Regions from separate parts of the Mus musculus genome. Here all the other regions are linked to region 3. A link is a loop called in an ENCODE intact Hi-C map of the cell type or tissue named here. Cell type or tissue: left cerebral cortex. All regions are shown on one strand.

Evidence for each region. A loop is a pair of places that touch in the nucleus more often than their neighbours do. Peaks named below come from ENCODE experiments on the same cell type or tissue, not always from the same donor. Only the 100,000 strongest peaks of a DNase experiment are listed, where the experiment ranks them.
Region 1: it touches region 3 in a loop (4-fold over the local background); 3 of 42 quality-filtered maps call a loop at or near these places.
Region 2: a loop joins it to region 3, with 5 times the contacts of the local background. A loop is called at or near these places in 3 of 42 quality-filtered maps.
Region 4: it touches region 3 in a loop (5-fold over the local background); 4 of 42 quality-filtered maps call a loop at or near these places.

The regions. Positions count from the first base shown.
Region 1 is chr8:10,523,767-10,528,766 of GRCm38, reverse strand. The region is part of intron 27 of Myo16 (myosin XVI); the gene reads right to left. Among named protein-coding and RNA genes, the nearest start is that of Gm51561, 96 kb to the right of the region's middle. In left cerebral cortex, no CTCF peak of the experiment used is centred here; DNase peaks (open chromatin) are centred at 334, 1,058, 1,949, 2,905 and 1 more place; H3K27ac peaks cover 2,192 bases.
Region 2 is chr8:10,543,423-10,548,422 of GRCm38, reverse strand. All of the region lies in intron 28 of Myo16 (myosin XVI), which reads right to left. Among named protein-coding and RNA genes, the nearest start is that of Gm51561, 120 kb to the right of the region's middle. In left cerebral cortex, a CTCF peak has its summit at 2,372; DNase peaks (open chromatin) are centred at 1,720, 2,325, 3,157, 3,746 and 2 more places; H3K27ac peaks cover 3,582 bases.
Region 3 is chr8:10,472,372-10,477,371 of GRCm38, reverse strand. Myo16 (myosin XVI) reads right to left here. Exons shown (of 35, transcript NM_001319151.1): 22 at 2,596-2,748; 23 at 1,184-1,384. Among named protein-coding and RNA genes, the nearest start is that of Gm51561, 45 kb to the right of the region's middle. In left cerebral cortex, a CTCF peak has its summit at 2,439; DNase peaks (open chromatin) are centred at 2,689, 4,262 and 4,770; H3K27ac peaks cover 2,759 bases.
Region 4 is chr8:10,536,484-10,541,483 of GRCm38, reverse strand. The region is part of intron 28 of Myo16 (myosin XVI); the gene reads right to left. Among named protein-coding and RNA genes, the nearest start is that of Gm51561, 110 kb to the right of the region's middle. In left cerebral cortex, no CTCF peak of the experiment used is centred here; DNase peaks (open chromatin) are centred at 1,622 and 2,951; H3K27ac peaks cover 1,199 bases.

The sequences.
Region 1 (5,000 bases), 51 kb before region 3:
CTGGTTTATGAAGGCTGCATTTGGCTCCCTCCATGGACTTGCCTGGATGCTGGCTTTGCTCCTGTGTTCTTGCTCACAGTAAACATCGCACAGGTGCAGAGGGTGATCTTCTATCTCCTTCCCAGCAGTCACAGGGCTGAGCACAGCTGCCTAGCAACAGATTTGCCGTGCACCATGAAAACAGCAGAGAGGAGAATGGGAGGGGGTGCAGGTAGGCTTGAATATTGCCACATGGAGAATGGGGGTCAAATCCAGCGCCGCGGCCAGCATTGACTATTTTCACATAAGGAGAAGATGTGAAAACAAAGATGGAGTTGTACCAGCATCCTGCATGGAGCCCTCCTTCCCGTGGCTTTGGTGAACCACCCACCTGCCACGAGGCAGCTCAGGCTGTCTCTCTATGAGCAGTGCATACTGCCACCTACACAAGGGCCTTCTGCACCTAGTTCTCCTGTGTCGCCATTTTCATTCTGCGTTCCTGTGGCCTCATTGTGTATGCAGAGACTGAATTTCTGTGTCTCCTCTCATCCCACGGCCCTGTATGCCTTCATGGTCCCAGGAAGGTCAGCAGAGATAATGTTCCCACTACCTGCAAGGCTCCTGGAGTGTTGAGGTGTAAATTTGGCCTAAGTTTACTTTTGCCTTGAATGGGATCCACCTGAGTCCTATCCAACCTCAGGCCCAGAGAGTGTGTAGCTCCATCAAGAAAGAGAAAAGAAATCTGTGCCAGAAAGATGGTAACCCTTCTCCTTCCACCTTAGAAGCACGTGGAATTCTCAGGTAGAAGCATGAATACATTTTGTTTCTTCCCCTGAAAGTCATTCCATGCACTTCTTGGCTCATGAACAGTGGGGTCCTAGCAGAGGCCATGGAGTGTGTGAATTAGGCTGTTGGATGCAGGCAGCCATGGGGTGTGTGAACAGTCTCCCCAGACACGCTCAGAAAGAGTGAGCTTCTAATACAACCACAGGCTGTGTGGTGGGGCCTGGGTGGCACCTTCAGCAAGTGATTCCCTGGAGTTGAAAGGAAGCAGGGAGGGAGAGATGCAGGGGTTGAGGAAGATAAGAGAAGAACAGCAGAGTGACTGTAAAATCCAGGATCCATCTCAAGTGTTGCAAGTCATCTTGGGTCCTCATGTGGTTCTTCACAATCTAAGGATGCATTTAGAGAGGCAGTAAAAACAGAGGCAGGTTCTGGCAGAACCACCTACTGAATCTAGTTGTGGTCCTTGACTAAATGTAGACCCTGCTTAGGAGGGAGGTGGGAGAAGACAGAACTCGCATCTTTCAGCTTTGTGCTTGGAAGAATAGAGACAACCAATAAGGAAGGAAAAATGTATAAATGAAGAATATTAATGACATATTAACTCCACATCTCCATGTTCTTCCCTCAAAATCCAAGTAGGAGATCAAAGCCATTTATTTTCCTCATCCCCTTGTGGTAGGGACTGCTCTATCGTTAACCCAAGTGCCAACCTGGTCATGTTAGGCACTTGTTAAATGGAACAGAACTTTTGGGATGAGATTTGGCCATACTCACACCCTGTTGTCAGAAGCCCAGAGGGGTTGAAAGGGATTTGCTGCATCTCAGAGGACATGCACTGGACCAGAATGTGTCCCCATCTTCCTTCAGTGTGTACTGTCAGGTTCTCTCCCCCAGGTGCCTTCGTTCAGGTACTGACCCTGACCTGTACACAAGGACGGTCTGCGAAGATGATACTCATGACTGGCCACATGCTACACACATCCACATCCATTCTGGCCATTATGCCCACTCATGGCAAGATGCCTGAACATACAACTTTAACCTTATCCTGTGTAATCATGACCTACATGGAACCAAACCCAGGGTTTCTCACCCTGCACAAATGGGAGCTGAATAGTAAAGAATGATGCTGTTATATTTCAGACACTGGAACAGGAAATGCCCTTACGCACACAGTGAACAGCTTTAGACCATCTGCCACCAGTTTCCATGACGACGCTCTTAAGCTCTGTGCTGAACCTGTTATCTTGGTTTCGTGAAACAACAACATTTGACTCATCCAGAAATGAATGAAGGACTGGTTAGATGCCTCAGATGGTCAAGTAAAGGCACCGGAAGCCAAGCCTAAAGACTTGAGTTCAATGCCTTGGTTCCACACAGAGGAAGAAGAGAATCAATTCCCACAAGTTTTCCTGTCTTTCATGCATATATTGGCACACACGCGCACACACACACACACTATAGATAAATAAATTAATGAATATAAAAAAATGATTGAAATGTTCACTGATAAAGGAAACCAGAAAAGGAAGGAGGGAGGGAAGGACGGAAGGAGGGAGGGAGGGAAGGAAGGAGGGAGGGAAGGAAGGAAGGAGGGAGGGAGGGAAGGAAGGAAGGAAGGAAGGAAGGAAGGAAGGAAGAGAGGGAGGAAGGAAGGAGAGAGGGAGGGAGGGAAGGAAGGAGGGAGGGAGGGAGGGAAGGAGGAAAGAAGACAGGGAAGGAGAAAGGAAAGGAGAGAGGAAGGAGGGAGGGAGAAATGAGAAAGGCATAAGATGAGGTATATCACTCCTTTCATGACTTCAGCAGCCTTGCAACAGACAAAGTTTGTTTCAGCCAGGTCCGGCCCCGCCCCTGAGGTAGCCGCAGGGTATGCATCCTTCACCCCTCCCCCATGAGTTCTAGCTGAGGGACTGTCTAAAGTGTGCCTCTCTTGGGATGGTATGATGGACTGGAATGGAATATCGGTCTTCACAGAAGTCGGTCCTGCTGCCTTGTGCCCAGCAGTGCTTTCCAGGGGATGCTAAGCATAGCCAGTTTTGTGCAGTCAGTTTGACAGCTTTATTTCTTTATCCTCGGTGCATTTTGTGATTTGCTGGCTGAGCCATAGCTTGTGTGTGTCAGGTACAAGAACAGCCTGTCTAGTTGAGCTGAAAAGAACAGATGTTCTCTTGTTTAAGCCCAAATGAGAGACCTCTTGAAACTATGCAGTTTAGATGCAATTACCCCATTTCTAAGACAATTTGCTCCTTAATCTAATATTCACCAGGGCCGCTCTGACCTGTTTCTGAGCAGGAGCAGGAGGCTCATGCAGGTACACGGGCTTACCAGGACATTTGTTATTCTGCTGTTTTTTTTCCTCTGCAGACCAGACAGGGATGTTCTTGAAAATGGCTGAAAAGTTTTGTGGCGACAGGTGGTGAATGCAAAAATTACATCATTTAAAGAAGTGCATGACTGGTACTATCACATTCAGTAAATCATTAAGAAGTTCAGTGTGAAATGACGATTTTCTGCAGAGCCGAGTGGCACGGAGATCGGAGATGCCGAGATCGGCTCTGACTATTTCAATTGCCTAACAGACGCCCCCTCCCCCCAACCTTGGACATCCATGCTTCGAGTGAGTGCTGAATTGAGACTGTGGTTTCTGTTCGAGAACTGAACAATGCTCACTGTGAAAACTACTGATTTTAAAAAGCACATAGCAAATACTCACAAAGTAAAAACCAACATTTATACCATGAGGCATCAAGTAGTAGGGAAGCCATCTTGCTATCTTAAAAGGCAATGTTAATATGAGAAAGTGAGGTCTAAGTTTCCTTCTCTGGGACCATTCAGTCACCAAAGATTGCTTTGGCCTCACATAGCAGTAATGAGAGACCTTCAGCCATATTAAGAATCTGAACCCAGGATGCTTTGTCAGAAAATAGCAAATCACAGTCATACTATCTTTTGATTGTTTGTTCTTAGGGCTTGTAAACATGGGCAGAAAGGTCTAAAGGACAAAAGCTGGAGATATTTTAAATACCTTAGGAATGTAACTATATCACGGTTCACAGATAGGCACAAATACCTGGAGGGAAGGTTTCTGCATATATGTGTGTTTGTGAGTGTGGGACTGGGACACGTACATGTTCAATGTGAGTGAAGACTGGAGGAGAATCAAAGCCATTAACTTTCCCCACATGATACAGGGTCTCTCACTGAAGTCTACGTCAGGCCAGGCTGACTTGCAGGCAAGCCCTGGGGTCCTCCTCTTTCTACCTCTCCAATACCAATACCGGGATTAATAATGCATATCATACCCAGCCTTTTATAATATGGGTTCCGGAGATGGAATTTGGGCCCTCAGGCCTGGGAGACAAGTACTTTAAACTGGTTGAGCCAACTCCTCAGCGCTTAAATGGAAGTCTTAATCAAAAGAAAAATACTAAAAGTGACACTTAGGACCCTGAAGGAATTAATATATAAGAAGTTTGGATGCTCATTCCACAACCCCACCTCTTCGTCAAGCCTAAAAGCCTACCCCTGTTGCTACTGTTTCTTCTTTGAATAATTATTCCTCAAGACTAAAACTCCTTAGGGTTACAAATAACAGTGAGTAAGGGCTGTCCTACTCGGGTGTTTTTCAGCTGAAAGCTGAGTCTCCAGGGCCCTCTGGGAGTTAAAGAGCACTGTGGAGGTGTGAGTTTGATTGCTTTTGACTAGCCCTGTGGAGGTGTGAGTTTGATTGCTTTTGACTAGATCCTTTCACAGATCTTTCACAGAGAACTTGAGCTGTGGAAGAGCTATGAAGGACAAGTAAGCCCCATCCCAGCAATGGGCATGACGTCTTCCCTGGGCAGGGCCAATAGATCCTGTCAACAGCAAATAAAAACCTTTATAAGTTACATTTTCATTTGACCTGGCATACATATCTCATGTGTTTCCCTTTTGCAAAAATGTTGAGATGTATTTCTTACCTACTCCTATGTCAGTCATGATTCTAACTGGTTAATGGGAATGGAGACCCAACACGAGAGGGAGAGGCAGTCAGACAACATTCAACATTCAGGTTGCCCTGTCAGAACACCTTGCTGCTCCTGCCAGCAAGCTTCTCTGTTTCATGTACAGAGTCCTTCATCAAAATACCCCAGATCTATGGAGCAAAGAGCCTTTCCTAAGTCAAGTTAGTAACAGCATTCCAGGGTAGTCCCCCCCACCCCATCACACTATTCTGCCCCCCAAAACTTGGTGTT
Region 2 (5,000 bases), 71 kb before region 3:
CCTGGTCCCACCTCCCCTGCACGGCTATTTCTCACTAGCTAGTCACAAAGAGGGTTTGGAGTCACAGTGTTTTTATCTGAGACAAAAATGCTCACGTCGCTCTGACCGCTGTAAGAGCAAGACGTCTGTGAGTCACACCATCAGGAGGCTCCTCAGGAAGACATTAGGATATTTTTGCTTTGAAGTGACAGATTTTAGAGGATTAAACAAGATTGTCATTGATGACTTCCAAAGCTCCCATTATTGTTCCAGTTCTCAGGAACTTTTTCAGAAATGTGGGCTGTGGAGGCAGACAAACACAGGAACAGTGGTGTGGGTGGTATGGGGGCTGTATTAGAATGGAGGTAACGAGGGATCTTGTGAAACTCTCCTTGTTCTTTGAGGGCAATTTTAGGAGCACTGTGTGTTTCTGGCAGTTCTTTGTAATAAATCTAATGAGGGAAAATATATAACTAGAAAAAATGTAAAATAAATAACTGGGACAATTCATGTGAGTCACGCTTTTCTCTGCCATGATGAAGTAAAGAAAGATGAGCATGGAGCTAGTCTTACAGTATAGGAAGCAGTATCATCCTTTGAATGTTCATGCATTCCTGTGAACTTGAAAAAGACAAATCGTACCAGGACAGGGAAGTGGGAGTGGGTGGGTTGGTGAGCAGGGGAACAGGAGATAGGATAGGGCGGTTTTTGGAGGGGAAACCACATAAGGGGATAACATTTGAAATGTAAATAAAGAAAATATCTAATAAAAAAAGGAAATGAAAAAGACAAATCCATTGTCTGAATCCCAACGTGAACCAATTTAACTCACTTCCTGCACTTGACAACACAGTGAATAACCGCTTCTTCTGTGGGTAAGTTAAAGAAGAATGTTAGGTTCCTGTGTCTCTGCTTGACCAAGAGAAAGGGTGTGTGAGTTAAAGGATGCAGGAAGGGTTCTGGCTACACACAGGTGGAATGGGAAAGTTGTTTATAAATGACACTATGAAGGGAAATGTGTCTCCAGAGGGGATAATAGGAGCCACTGTATACAGACCACAAGAGGGACTGTCCATACATCATGCAGGCTCAGCCAGCAGACCTCATCTAGTTGAACTTCTGTATTTCACATGGTCTAGGAGAGGAGGAGACGGATGATGGACAGAACTGGTGGCAGAGAGGTGATTAATCTGGGCTTTCTGGGCTCCAGGGTAAACCACTAAACCACGGTCCAAAGTTTCAGTCTGCTTATTCATCCAGGTGGGTGTGGATCTACAGGTTGGGATGGAGCCTGTGACTTCATGTCTCTATCAGCTGGAGGTTGCCATGATGTGGGTCTGCTAACCGAATGCTATGTGCTCTGTTGTCAGCTTCTAGGTCACTCTTGAAGCTCTCCTTCTGCCACAGGCTCCTTGACCCCGTCCTCTGTCTGCCACCCCCATGTCAGTGTTGGCCATGGTCTTTGTCCTAGATTCTGTATCCTCATCGTTCTCACACGTCTGTACTCCTGATGACTCCTTTACTCTAAGCTTTTCACAGGTGACTCTTACATCTACAGGTTGTTGGAATGGCAGAGTCCAGGCCTAGGGGACTTGTTGCCAAAGGTTCACAGTGTATTTCACGTTTCTAGACAGGAGTCTCCTACATTTTCCTCTTCTGGCATTGAGTTCATCTCCTATACGCCCACCTCAGTGAGTGAAAGGACCACGTTACGGATGTCCCTGAAGAACCTCCATCCCAAGATATATACACACACGTCATTTCTCCCACACAGTTTCCATCCATGCACGCAGGCTGCTCCTTTCTAGGTCTAGCAGACACACCATCAACAACTTATTCCCGAAGACAGAAGCACAAGGTGTAACCAAGCTCATCTACAGCTTTCCTCTAGGTCCTGTTTAATGGCTGATAGTTAGAAAAGTTCGATGACTTAAATAATTCATTGAAAACTATTAACTATTTCATAGGTGTTTAAACTATGTGTTTTATTCTATTTATAGAACATGTATAATGTGGTTCAAGAACAAAGACAACACATCTCACATTCCCAGGGCCGTTCTTTCTAGCAGGGGATGACTGTGACCCAAGTCCTCCACCTAAGTCTGTCCCAATTCCCAGCCTGTTCTTGGAGTCAACTTGAATACTACCTTTTTTTAATACTCTTGAATGCTCTTGAATACTACTTTGAACTTACTCATCTCTTGGAAACTTTGGTGGCTCCAGGTAGGCAGCAATCCAACATGTAAACCCTTGGATTTGCCTTCAGAGCCCTCGGCAGCATGGTTCTTTCTTTCTAAGAGAGAGCCCTTTTTCCTCCTGAGAGAGAGAGGCTATTACTGTCATTTCAGCTTCCTACTCACTCTCTGAAGCAGAAAGCTGATGCGAGGAATCTTTATATACCAGCAGGGGCGGATGCTTAGACACATGGTCCTTAGTGAGTGATTCACTGCTTTTGTGAGCATTGTGTTCAGTAACATCTCTTTATTTCAATGTCTATAATAATTGAAGTATGCTATTTGTATAGATTATATTTTAATGAGAAATACCTTATTGGAGATGAGTTTCTTTGCTTCAAACAAAACATTTAATTTTCATTATTGACAATCCTACCCAACCTTTAAAGCTTCTAATTTTCCTTGATCTAAAACTATCCACTATTTTAATAACTGCTTTATGTTTGTGATATGATCAAAATACAGTTGCATTAAAAGTGGTCATCTGCTTTTACTGAGATGTTAAGATTCCAGAAAGTGTCCTGGTATCGTCTGAAGGCCCCATCAATGTCAACTTGATCCTGGCTTAAACATATTGCTCCTCTGTGCTGATGCAAACAGTAGGCTCTCTCTTCTCCATCTCCCTCTGTCTGCAGAGGCCCCCAGTTGGGTTTGTTATTTTTCCTGCAGATCTGAGAATGTCATTGTGCTCCTGTAAAATACTGTTCTATTTTTACTATGCAAAGCAGTTTCTGTGCCCACCAGGTCAACTCTTCCCATCAGAAACGTTCTCCAAAGCCAAGACCTTTTCGTGTGCCATAAAGAGTCCACACTGTGTGCTGGTACCTGTCTCTCTCTAAACCTTACAACTCATTGGGCACTGCGAACATCCCAATGTTCCCATTTCAGTTTTTTCTGGCTTTCTTTCCCCTGTAGCACAAGGGTACTTTGCTTGTAAAATCTTCCCAGCTGTCCTACATAGTCATCCACCATTTCTCACCTATATACCCCCCCACACACACTCATGCATGCACAAATCCACTGTTTTGTGGTCATTTCTAGGACCACCTGATAAGTAGAATGTGGTCAATAGCTTGCAGATGCTTAGACAAGCAACTGTTCTCAACTCTCTTCTCTCCAGGCTGAATTCTCATGGTTTTCTTCCTTAATGCTTTGCTTGGCTCTATTGAAGGACAGCCACTATTTTCATAATACATATGAATATATATTAATTATACTATGAAAAGCTCAACATATTACATTTTGTAGCTTTGGAAACCTACTAAACAGAAATGTTTTTATGTACAGTCTGGTTTTGAATGTCTGAATGTACTTTGAAACATGCTCAAGGATAAATTTATACAAAACGCAAGCTCTCTTTGTTATAAATAGATTGCTCTTGAAGTTTCACTCCAACGTAGAAAAGATAATCACAACTACACACTTCTGACAGGGTAGTATATAGTGTGGTATCTGAAGAAGATAGTTTGGCTTGAATTACATGTGATTATGTGTTAGACCAAATTAGTTGCTCTCACCTAGGACAGAATAGTCTGCAGAACAGGCAGTGATGAACTGAACTACTGTTTTGAGCCCACTAGTGGATTAGTCACCTTGTGAGCCTATTTATTATTATTTCATTATGTAAATTGTATCAATATAGCAAGAATGCTCATGAAGGTATCCCATTCCTAAAGGCATAGACCAACAGGAGCCAGGCAAGACCATGCACCCCAAACAGCAGAGGACAGTGCACTAGATCCAGTGTTTTTTGGGGAGCATGTTTGACTTTCCAAACACAGGCTTAAATGGCATGGGTAATGTTCACCTCCCCGGAGGAAGGTGTGAGCCATGGTCAAAAGAAGCTAGTATGGCGCCCCAGTGGGGACAATACTAAAGCCACCATAGTCACTTGGCTGGTGCCCCAGTGGGGGCAGCACTAAAACCACTGCCATCACTGGGCTATGTGTACACCCATGTGAACCTGTTCTCAGTATCTGCCATGGTTCTGCCACACTGGGTTCTGATGCTTGGCTCATTTTCTAAAAATACAAATATCATTGGCACTTCTTCCTGGCCTCTGACCTTATATTGTTCACCACAATTTTAGAGATTCAAAACTATTTACATTTTTTTTCGAGACAGGGTTTCTCTGTATAGCCCTGGCTGTCCTAGAACTCACTTTGTAGACCAGGCTGGCCTCAAACTCAGAAATCCGTCTGCCTCTGCCTCCCAAGTGCTGGGATTAAAGGTGTGTGCCACCACACCCAGCTTTACATTGTTTTCTTATTTCCCTTCAACATATCAGGTTGCATGTTAATTGTGACTTTTTTTTTTTTTTGAGTTATCATAGTCTCTGCTGTCTTTTGGGGTGTCACTTGTGATTTCTTTTTTAAACCCAGTTTACACTTGTTAAGGTCCACGCATGTTCCTGAACTCCACTGATATGCTGATATTCAGGACTCCATCTTATGCCTGTAACTTTATAAGTGTGCATATTACAGGTGTAGAATGCGGCCTCTTGCTCCCTGTACTCCCATACCTGCCCCTTCTTCCCAACCTCTGCTGTTCCTCCACTGGCCTATGGCACAAGCACTGCTCTGCTTGCTGGTGTCTCAGATCTATTCTTGTTGCCACATAAACACATCGAAAGCATAAGTCAAATCACATCACTAGCTTCCTCTCTTAGTCAGGGTTTCTATTCCTGCATAAAACATCCTGACCAAGAAGCAAGTTGGAGAGAAAAGGATTTATTCAGCTTACACTTCCACATTGCTGTTCATCACCAAAGGAAGTCAGGGCTGGAAC
Region 3 (5,000 bases):
CCTCTGGAGAAGTCTATATACTTTTATGAGCAAAATAATTGCATCCTTACATAGCATTATGCTGACAGCTCTAGAATATTAAGTTTGTTACTTCTGCTGTCATCTGACTGTTAGCTGTGTGCTATTCCCAGCTCATCTCTTTTGATGGACAGCAGCATCTCAGTAAACATGGGAAGAGATCAAATGGGATACTTCACAAGTCCCTCATTTTCACTAAGTGGTAGCTCAAGGTGTGGGTGTGAGTGTGTCTGTGTGTGTGTCTCTCTGTGTCTCTCTTTGTGTGTGTGGTTGTCTTTGTGTGTGTCTGCCTATGTCTGTGTGCATGTATGTGTCTGCCTGTGTGTATATGTATGTGTGATTGCCTGTGTGTGTGTGTCTGCCTGTGTCTGTGTGCATGTATGTGTCTGCCTCTGTGTGTGTGTTTATAATCCTAAAGTAGAAGGCATCAATAATAAACAAGAGTTGAGTAGAGAAGAACAGAGATCATTTAATTGAGAGGTGGTAAATGTGTTGTTAAGTAGGCTGGAAGGATGTTTCTACTCTACCTGGAAAAGGAGTTTATGAGAGTGAAAAGGACCCAAGACAACTATGAGGATTAGAACACCCATCCTGAAGAGATGACTTATGTCAGAGAGTTATGGCGGGTAAATCACGGGGCAAAGGTGCACTCACTTGGAGCATTCTAACATTAGATGGCAAAGAAGTGTGGGGACACCCCTACAGGCGTGGATTAGACTCTGAATGGAGAAACCAGTTTTACAAACCCAACTAAAACACTGGGAAAGTTGGAGGGCTTGCTTTCTTAGGCTCTAAGAGAAAGACAACAATACTAAGCTCACATTCAGGCCAAGCATATTCAGAAACCCAAAGTTTATATAAGAAACCTATCCCCAAAATGTGGAGTAAAGCTATTTATGATAAGCCCAAGGCTCTTCCACTCACGCTAATTGAAGTCTCCACACACAGTGAGATAACTCCCCTGCTCAGCACACACTGCTCTGGGATATGAACTCACACTCAAAGCGAAGGCAAGCAATCTGCAAACTTTAATGACTGCAGGCTGTTCATGTGGCCTTTGAATGTGGAATAGTAACACATCCTGGAACCATGTGCTCTGACACTCCCTCCCCTTTGGTGCATCAGTCCACAGGGCACACCTTGTGGGCCGTCGCCGTCCACTCACCCTTCCTGCGTAGTGCATGACAGTGAAGGCCGCACCTTGACCTTTGAAAGCAACATTTCCATTGCCGTCCTTCACAGGGGAGTAGACTGCATTTGTGTTTGAGGATTCCAGGAGACCCTGCAGCTTTCTGGGGAGGTTTGGCTCCCCTGACCAAATCACTTGACTCTCCTCATCCAGTAAGGAGAAGAATCCTGATGGTTTCTGAAAGTCAGCAAAGGTCAAACGTTTTCTTCTGTTGCTCCACTTGGCATCCTTGACATACGCTCTCCAATTTTATTATATTCACACAGCTAACCAGAATGGGAGTGCCTTGACTTTTAACACATGTCTATGATTGCCCACGGATGCACTCTGCCACCTTGGATCTCTCATATATAACTCTTATCCTGACAACTGGGTAGCAGGAATTAGATCCCTCTGCTACAGTGTTAGGAAAACACAAATGGTTTTAGAGAAATATACAATTGTAGAGACAGAAGGTGGAAAGTGCTACTACAAGCTTTCAAAAAAACCTAGATGGTGCCTATTTGAAATACTAGTCAAGCATTTAGAAGTGATGGGTGACTTCAAACAGCATCCTATAATAGGAAACAGAAGTTACTGTTGACATGCTTGATAAAACATGCTCTCACATATATTTATTATCTCCCCCTACCATGTGTGTGTCTCTGTGTGTGTTCAAGTGTGTGTACATGTGCCTGTCCACCTGTTTGCACACCAGGGCATTCATATGCAGGTCTGAGGGTGACTTGCAAGAGTTGGCTGTTTCCTTCCTTCAGGTATGTCCAGGATGATAGGTGCCTTTACCACTAAGATATCTTGCTGCCTTACATAATAATAGAATTATAGAATTTATAGATACAATAAAGATAATGAGTCAAAAGCTTTTCAATGTACACAGAAACAATAAATATGGATATAAACATATGCTGATGCAATTAGGCCGAATTTTAATTAAAGATCAACTCAAAATCAAACTTTATATATACACATATATTTTTCTGCCAACATTTCAAAATTTAAATTTTAGGACCTTTAAGGACCAATGCACAACAAACAATGTATTTCATGGTCTCTCGGCCTATATCAGATTACAGAACTCATTTTGTGCTTTGGCCTCATGTAATCGGCTAATGAGACCTTTAGGTTTGATAAGTAAAATGGTGAATATCCTTATATGAGCAAGTTCTGATGTTTCTTGTCCTTTCAATGAAGTTGTGAGCTTTCCAACGCCCCTTCAGGCAAGGATAATTTGTGCTTCTCAAAAAATCTATTGGGGGATTATGAAGGCATTGCAGAATCTCATATACAAGGATACCTCACAAACAAGACCTTCAAAAAGAAAATTCTCTCTCTCCGGGGCACCTGAATGCAGGCATCCTGTTAAGTTTCTAATTATGTTATGTAAGTACCTGGAAGAAGAAATCCAAAACTCCAGCCTGGTTACCAGGAGAACAGGCAGTTTCCATGGCAACTCCCTCTTGTACACACTCTGTTTGCTCTTGTAGGAAAAGCACCTCTTGGATATAGTGGTGCATCTTTTCGTTGGTCAGGTTGACACAGAGCTGTTCAGGGAAGAAAACAATACAGTAGATAACACAGTCTGCTATGCAGAGCCACCTGCTAATGCTACAGCCCCCACCCCACCCCCAGTTGCACACAGATGGGGACATTCAGACTAAGTCTTCCATTTGCATGACTCATGGATCTTGCCCTGGAAGACAGCTTCGCTCAGTCACTTGTGAGGTCATATTGTCCCAATGTTCAGCATGAGGTGGGCATGTTAAATACAACAAATGTAACCACAGTGCCAACATGCAAACAAGTCTCGAGCACTCAAAAAAAGGAAAACCACTTCTAAAAGGAAGATGGATCAGGCTCTTGAGGACAACTGGAGAGAAATGCCTTTCTGCTGTGGGCTCCCAGGGAGAGGAGTGGGGCTCCTGTGTCCCCTGCTTCTGGTTACCTATTGGTTATAGGTGAAAGTAGACATAGATTTCCTCTACTAATTATATCCAGAGTAAGGGCTTTATGACACAAATAGTGTATTTAAATTGGAATATACCCTCCAATTACTCTCTTTCCAGAGAAAACAGAATGTTATCTTTTAGTCATAGGTCTTTTATTATTTCTTCTTCCATTAATTAATTTATTGATTGATTTTACATGCCAATCACAGTCCCTGCCTCCTCCCTGTTCCCCCTCATACAGCCCCTCCCTTAAGCTTTTGCTTTATCTTAAAATGTTTATATATTCCTCCACCATCTCCCCACCTCACACACAGTGCTTGGATCACACCAACCTCATTGAAAAGCGGTCAGGAGAGGCCAAAGCCCAAGACTGGGAGAATGTGCCCAAAGGGGAAGATGTCTGCCGGGTGTCACTGGAGGAGGAGGGTGGGTTCCAGGAACACAGCTGTTGAGAATTGAGCCTAACCCCAGTGTCTGCAGGAACTGGCCCTTACACCTGCCTTGCCCACATCATTCTTCCTGACTCCCTTCAGCTCCATCAGCCCCATCTCTGCTTTGCCTCCAGCCTACCTCCTGCAGGACCAAGCTGGTCAGTCTCCAGAGCCCCTTTTCTCCCCCATGTGCTCTCTGAGCAATCCTATAACTAAACTAATATTTTCTAGTGGTTCCATTTCAGGAGAAGGGACATTTCTCTTTTGTGCACTTAAGGTAAACACTTCATGCTAAAGTCTAATAATTTTATAGCAGCTACTATTTCCTAGTAACAAAATAACCTCAGTTTTCAGGGAATTCGACATTTTAAGTTGAGGAAACACAACAAGATATATTTTTGAAACAAAGTAGAATAACTTAAAATTTCAAATTCCCTTCTCTACTGGCTATTTTCATAAACATCTCTATCTTTTCATAATTAAAATGGAAGTGGCAAACATAAATGTTCTTTCCTCAGCAGGGATACATCATATGCAGACTTAACAGTTTCACAGAAAGAGCTTCTCTTCCAGAACCCCTGCTGGAGATTTGTACTCCAGGAAAGAAGCAAGCTCCCTAGTGAGGCTCTGATGGACAGGCAGAGCTTTGGTGAGGTAAGGCGAGGGGACAGGCCAGCTGGTCCCCACAGGTGAAGGTTTTACTGTGAGGCTCACATGTTCTGGCTGGTTTTCTGTGTCAACTTGACACAGCTGGATTTAGCACAGAGAAAGGAGCTTCAGCTGAGGAAATGCCTCCATGAGATCCAGCTGTGGGGCATTTTCTCAATTAGTGATCAAGAGGAGAGGGCCCATTGTGGGTAGTGCCATCCGTGGGCTGGTAGTCCTGGGTTCTATAAGAAAGCAAGCTGAGCAAACCAGGGGGAAGCAAGCCAGTAAGTAACATCCCTCCATGGCCTCTGCCTCAGCTCCTGCTTCCTGACCTGCTTGAGCTCCAGTCCTGACTTCCTTTGCTGATGTACAGCAGCAATGTGGGAAGTATAAGCTGAATAAACCCTTTCCTCCACACCTTGATTCTTGGTCATGATGTTTTGTGCAGGAATAGAAACCCTGACTGAGACACATGCTGAATGCATCCTCCCTTTGCCAGCTGGAAGGTTTCTCCCCATCCAGTTCTCTTTGCTGCAGTCACAGGGCAGAGTGACAGGTCCCATTTAGATCACCAATCTCTGCTTCAGTTGCATCTTCAGCCGTCTGCACAGTCATCTGGTCTGACCGTTCTTATGCAAGAGAATCGATCACACCAAATGTGTGCTTATCTAAGAAGCTTGGTGCTTTAAATCTCAGAAACTCCCAGCTTTCCACATATCCTATGAAATACAGTTTTTGAGGAGTAGAGGAGAGATGTTCTAGAGAGCT
Region 4 (5,000 bases), 64 kb before region 3:
TTCTATTTAATGCTATGGTAAATGCTCCTCTTGCTGTTCTCAGCACAGCTCCGGTGAAGACTTTGGAATCATGTATCTCAGACACAGATGAAATGTGGGCCATTCTGTCAAAATCGCGTTAAGAAGTCGGTGACAGAGAAAGGATGACTGTAGAAGTGTTTTGTTGTGGTTAGTGAACACGCACAGGTGGAAATGTGTGCTCAATCCCCATCAGAGAAGTCTTTGTGCAGTGAGCAGTGGTTAACACAAAGTCACTGCAGCTCAGCCACGCCCCTCCAGACCACGTCCCTGAGGCCATGCCCCTGTGGACCATGCCTGCCCCTCTGGATAACACCTTTCTGGACCACACCCTTTTGGATAACACCTCTCTAGATCACACCCCCTGGATCACACCCCCCTGGACCACGCCCCTCTGGATCATATCCTTCTGCATAACACCCGTCTAGATTACACCCCTCTAGACCATGCCTCTCTGGGTCACACTTTCTGGATCACATGTCTCTGGTCATGCCCTTTTCGGACCACGCCCCTGCCTGAGGCTTAGGGACCATCATAGAAGAAGAAGAAGAGAGAGTACTGTGAGAGTCATATGTCTCCTGAGCATGATAGTACTCAAAAACTCACGCAGCTGTGGTTGCCTATACAATACGTGCACAATACCAAGCTAGTCACCAAGCCAGTCACCATGCCAGCATGGCACAAGAACCCTCATATCTGAGAGGTCAACTGTCAATGGCCTCTGGAGATGGAACACTGCTTTCCTTAAGGGTTCGGCCCTAAACACATAAGGATATGGTTATAGCAAGCTGAAATCAATGGACAAAAAGTTTGATTAGGGTGAGGTCTGGGAGAATTGGTGGTATCTGAGAGAGTCAGGGAGGAGAAATTTGTGTGAGTATGATCAAATATGTTTTATATGTATATATATGTATATATGTGTGTATGTACATATATATATATGTATATATATTTGAAATTCCTAAAATATTAATGTTATAGTAAACATTTTAAAATGACTTAAGGATTTAGTTTCTATGAATGAACTTTATTGCTTCTTGTAGTTTCTCAGTCTCTGTCTCTCTGTGTCTCTCCCTATCTTACAGATGTACAGAGAAAGAGAGACAGACAGACACACACACACTCTCAAACACACCCTCGACAGACAGACAGACAGACAGACAGACAGACAGACACACACACACACACACACACACACACACACACACACACACAGAATGATGTCCCATGCACAGGCAGTTGAGATGAAGGTGAAGTTCCCATTGCACTTCTTGTTTCAGTCTGCACGATATTGCAGAGGGACCTCAGGAGCATCCTGTCTCCAATTTATTTTCCAATCACTAGATGACACAGTGCCTCTGAGGTTGGACTCTAAAATCATTACTGCCTCTGGGAACAACATCCCGGGACCTATTTCCAAGGCTGCAGTGGATGTCCCTCTTCTTCCCTCCTTTCTTCCACCCAAACTGGCAGAAATCAGCAGAAAAACATTCCCTTCATGTCTGTTTGTTTGACAGTGTTCTGAGAGGGAACAAGGCCACGCCCAACCCGACTCCCTGTGGCTCTCAGTGCCTGTTCTGCAGTGCCTGGCATCCCAGAACACTCCAACAGATCTGCTTCTCCACCCTCCATCCCTCCAGATGGCAGAGAAATGAATATAGCATTCAAATAACAACACAGAAGAAAGCACCCTATAACCAGTTGATGCATATAAAATGTGTGAAAATCAGATTATACCGCTTATTTTGTCACTTAGAATTAGTTTCAGAGGTTTTCATTTTACAGAAATGAAAGAGCAAGGAAAACAAGATTATTCCTGGGGGGGGGGGGCTAATGTCTGCTGGTGGGGCATCTCCCAGAGGTGTATATCTATTTGGTTACATCAAATTTATCTCAAAGTAACACTGAATGAAAAGTGAACATATTGCAACAAATAAAATGCAATAATAAATAATTATATTTCAAATCATGGATGGTTCAATGTCTGGTTTAAAACTATGACCTAAGTCTATTTGCATTTACCTCTCACACAAATAAGCAATTCATGAACTCTGTTTAGTAAAGAAAAATACATCTTGTGAGAAGAAAACAAAGTTTGGAGACAGTCATGAAGATTCTACTCAAAGACTATTTCTACTAACTTCCATTCCTCTTAGCAAAGACACTGGTACTCACAGTCTGCCTTGCAAATAAGGGTGTGTCTCTGACTAGCTACACACACACACACACACACACACACACACACACACACACACACACATGCATGCATATATATACACACACAAATATTTAAGAGTTATTTTATGTGTGTATATGTGCCCTGAGTGTGTGTGTGTGTGTGTGTGTGTGTGTGTGTGTGTATGTATGTATGTATGTTTGGTACACCACACATGGGCAGTGCCCATGGAAACTTAAAGAGTGTGTCAGAGGCCCTGGAGCTGGAGTTATAGGAGCCTGTGTTCTGCCTGATGTAGGTGTTAGAAGATAAACCTGATTCTTCTGCAAGAGCAGCAAGTGCTCTTAGATATTGTGGCTCCATAGTTTATATATACATATATATACACACACATATATATACACACATGTATATATATAGTGTGTGTTTGTGTATGCGTATGTATATGTATTTGACTTTATTATTTATTTAATGTCCTTAGCATTTGCCTGCATATGAGTCTGGGTACCACTGGCTTGTCTGACTCCCACAGGGATGAGAGGAAGACACTGGATGCCTGAAAATGGAGTTAGAGACGTTCATGAGCTGCCCTGTGGGTGAGGGGACTTGAAACCAAATCCTCTGGAAAGCAGCAAGTGCTCTTAACCGATGAGCTGTCTCTCAGCCCCCAGTTCCTGGTGTTTTAAACATGATGTTCTGTGTTAAACATGAATAGGAAACCACCAACAAGAAGGTTTCCTCCCACTATGTCCTGATTTTCTTCCTCTTTCTTTGAAATAAAGCCACATTATGTAAGGGTAGTGATTCTGAGTATTCAGAGGACAGTACCGTGTGGGAATTTGCCAGAACCGGTATTTACCAGCTCAAGCTGTAAAAGAAAGCTGAGCTCATCTGTCGCAGTAAGAGGATGCATGTGTGAGAGTCACAATGGGAAGTACAGATGGGAAAGTCAGGACCCGTGAAGCCACCTATAGCTTTTACAGAGATTCTCAGCAAAATCTGGCCTTATTTGGAATATTTTATGCCTAACCTGCACATAGGCTACTTTATGCATTGTGTGGTCATTTTCCAGCACAGACTTGATGGATCAATATATTTCTTATAAGCATAGACATAGCAAAATCCCACTTGGCTCCCCTCTAAGACATAACAAGTACTAGTTTTCTGTTGTGACTCAATTTGACAATTCACAGTTGCATGTCTACATGAAGTACCCAGCGCGTATCAATGATAGTTTCTTATTCTCAGAACTGTGATCCTAGGTCCAATTGGAATGCTCAGGTAAAAGCTGAGTGCTACTGCATGGATGATGCTCTGGGCACAGAGGACGCCTTCAGAGCCAGCCTGCAACAGGAAGTGGTACTAGGTCTTCCCTCGTCTGCCCAGTGAACTAAAACACAGAAAGACACTGGCTGCAAGGGGTAGACTGCTCAATGATATAGGAATATGGAAGTACCTGAGATCAAAGCTCTATAATGAAGCACAATCTGTCCCTTTCAAGTTCTGAAGCCTGGACAAAATGACTTCGCAGGGCTGTCATGTAAAGCAGATATCAAGCCAAATGCAAGAAGAAGGTTGAGGCAGACTCTAGGTTGATTTCAGCGAAGGTGAGGTGAATAGGAACTAGATCCCCTGATTCAGGAAAGATGCTGATACAGCAGCCAATCTCTGGGGACCAGCATCCTCACTTCTACACTGTGGTTACTTTCTTCTTCTCCACAGAGAGGCTATTAGGCTAAAAGTCAATAAAATGGAGAAAGTGCTGAGTGGTCACCTCACAACACACAGACGAAGCGGACTGGCTATTCGCCCCAAACTCCCCATGTCCTGACAACCATCCAATGACATTGAACAAGCCATGTGTTTGTCCTCACCTAACTTCACACACCCCCTCACCCACTTCTATCCATCCTCACTCTATCTTCACCTTCTTCCTCCATTTCTCTCTCAATGGGGAAAAAAAAAACCCTAACAGCTCCCAAGATCTGACGCCTCTAATCAGGAGGAGGCTTGGGTGCTCATGTGCTTCTGTGAGAAAGCAGACACAGGAACCATGAAGCTGCCATCCCGCTCTGAAGACTTATGGTTGACTGTGCCAGGTCTGATCGATGTTAAGGACAAATGGCAAAAGCCACCGTATCACTTGAGTGACAGTAAAAACTCATAGGGGCTGGAGGGATGGCTCAGTGGTTCAGAGTGCCTGGTACTTTTATAGTGGACACAGAGGTGTGTCTCCCAGTGCTCACATCAGGTGACACTCAACTGCAGGTAGCTCTGACCTGACACGTCCTCCTGGCCTCTGCAGCTCAGTGGCATGTGCAATTAGGCACACATAATGCACATAAACTTTAAAATAAAAAGTGATATTATAGTAAAGAGAGTTGAATTCCTAGCTAACCCCTTGCATGGGTTCCTGGGATGTAAAAGTGACTCGACTCGTCTGCTCTCTAGTGCTCCTTGTAATGATGTGGGGAAATAAGCATTAATTTAACATTGACCAGTTAGTGTCCAATGCTGAATGTCACTGCTCTGTGCCTTCGCAGTGTGGGAGCCATGCTTCAGGTGCAGAAGTTGCCCATTGCTGTCCTGGCTCCTCTGTCATGCAGCCCCTTACTAAATGCTACTTAATTTCTGAACTGATTCACAGCCCAGAATAGAATCAATGGTGGAACCTCTTGTAGCAGCAGTACATTTTTCTTTCTTTCTTTCTTTCTTTCTTTCTTTCTTTCTTTCTTTCTTTCTTTCTTTCTGATTTATTTATTGTTATATGTAAATTCCCTGTAGCTATCTTCAGACACACCAGAAG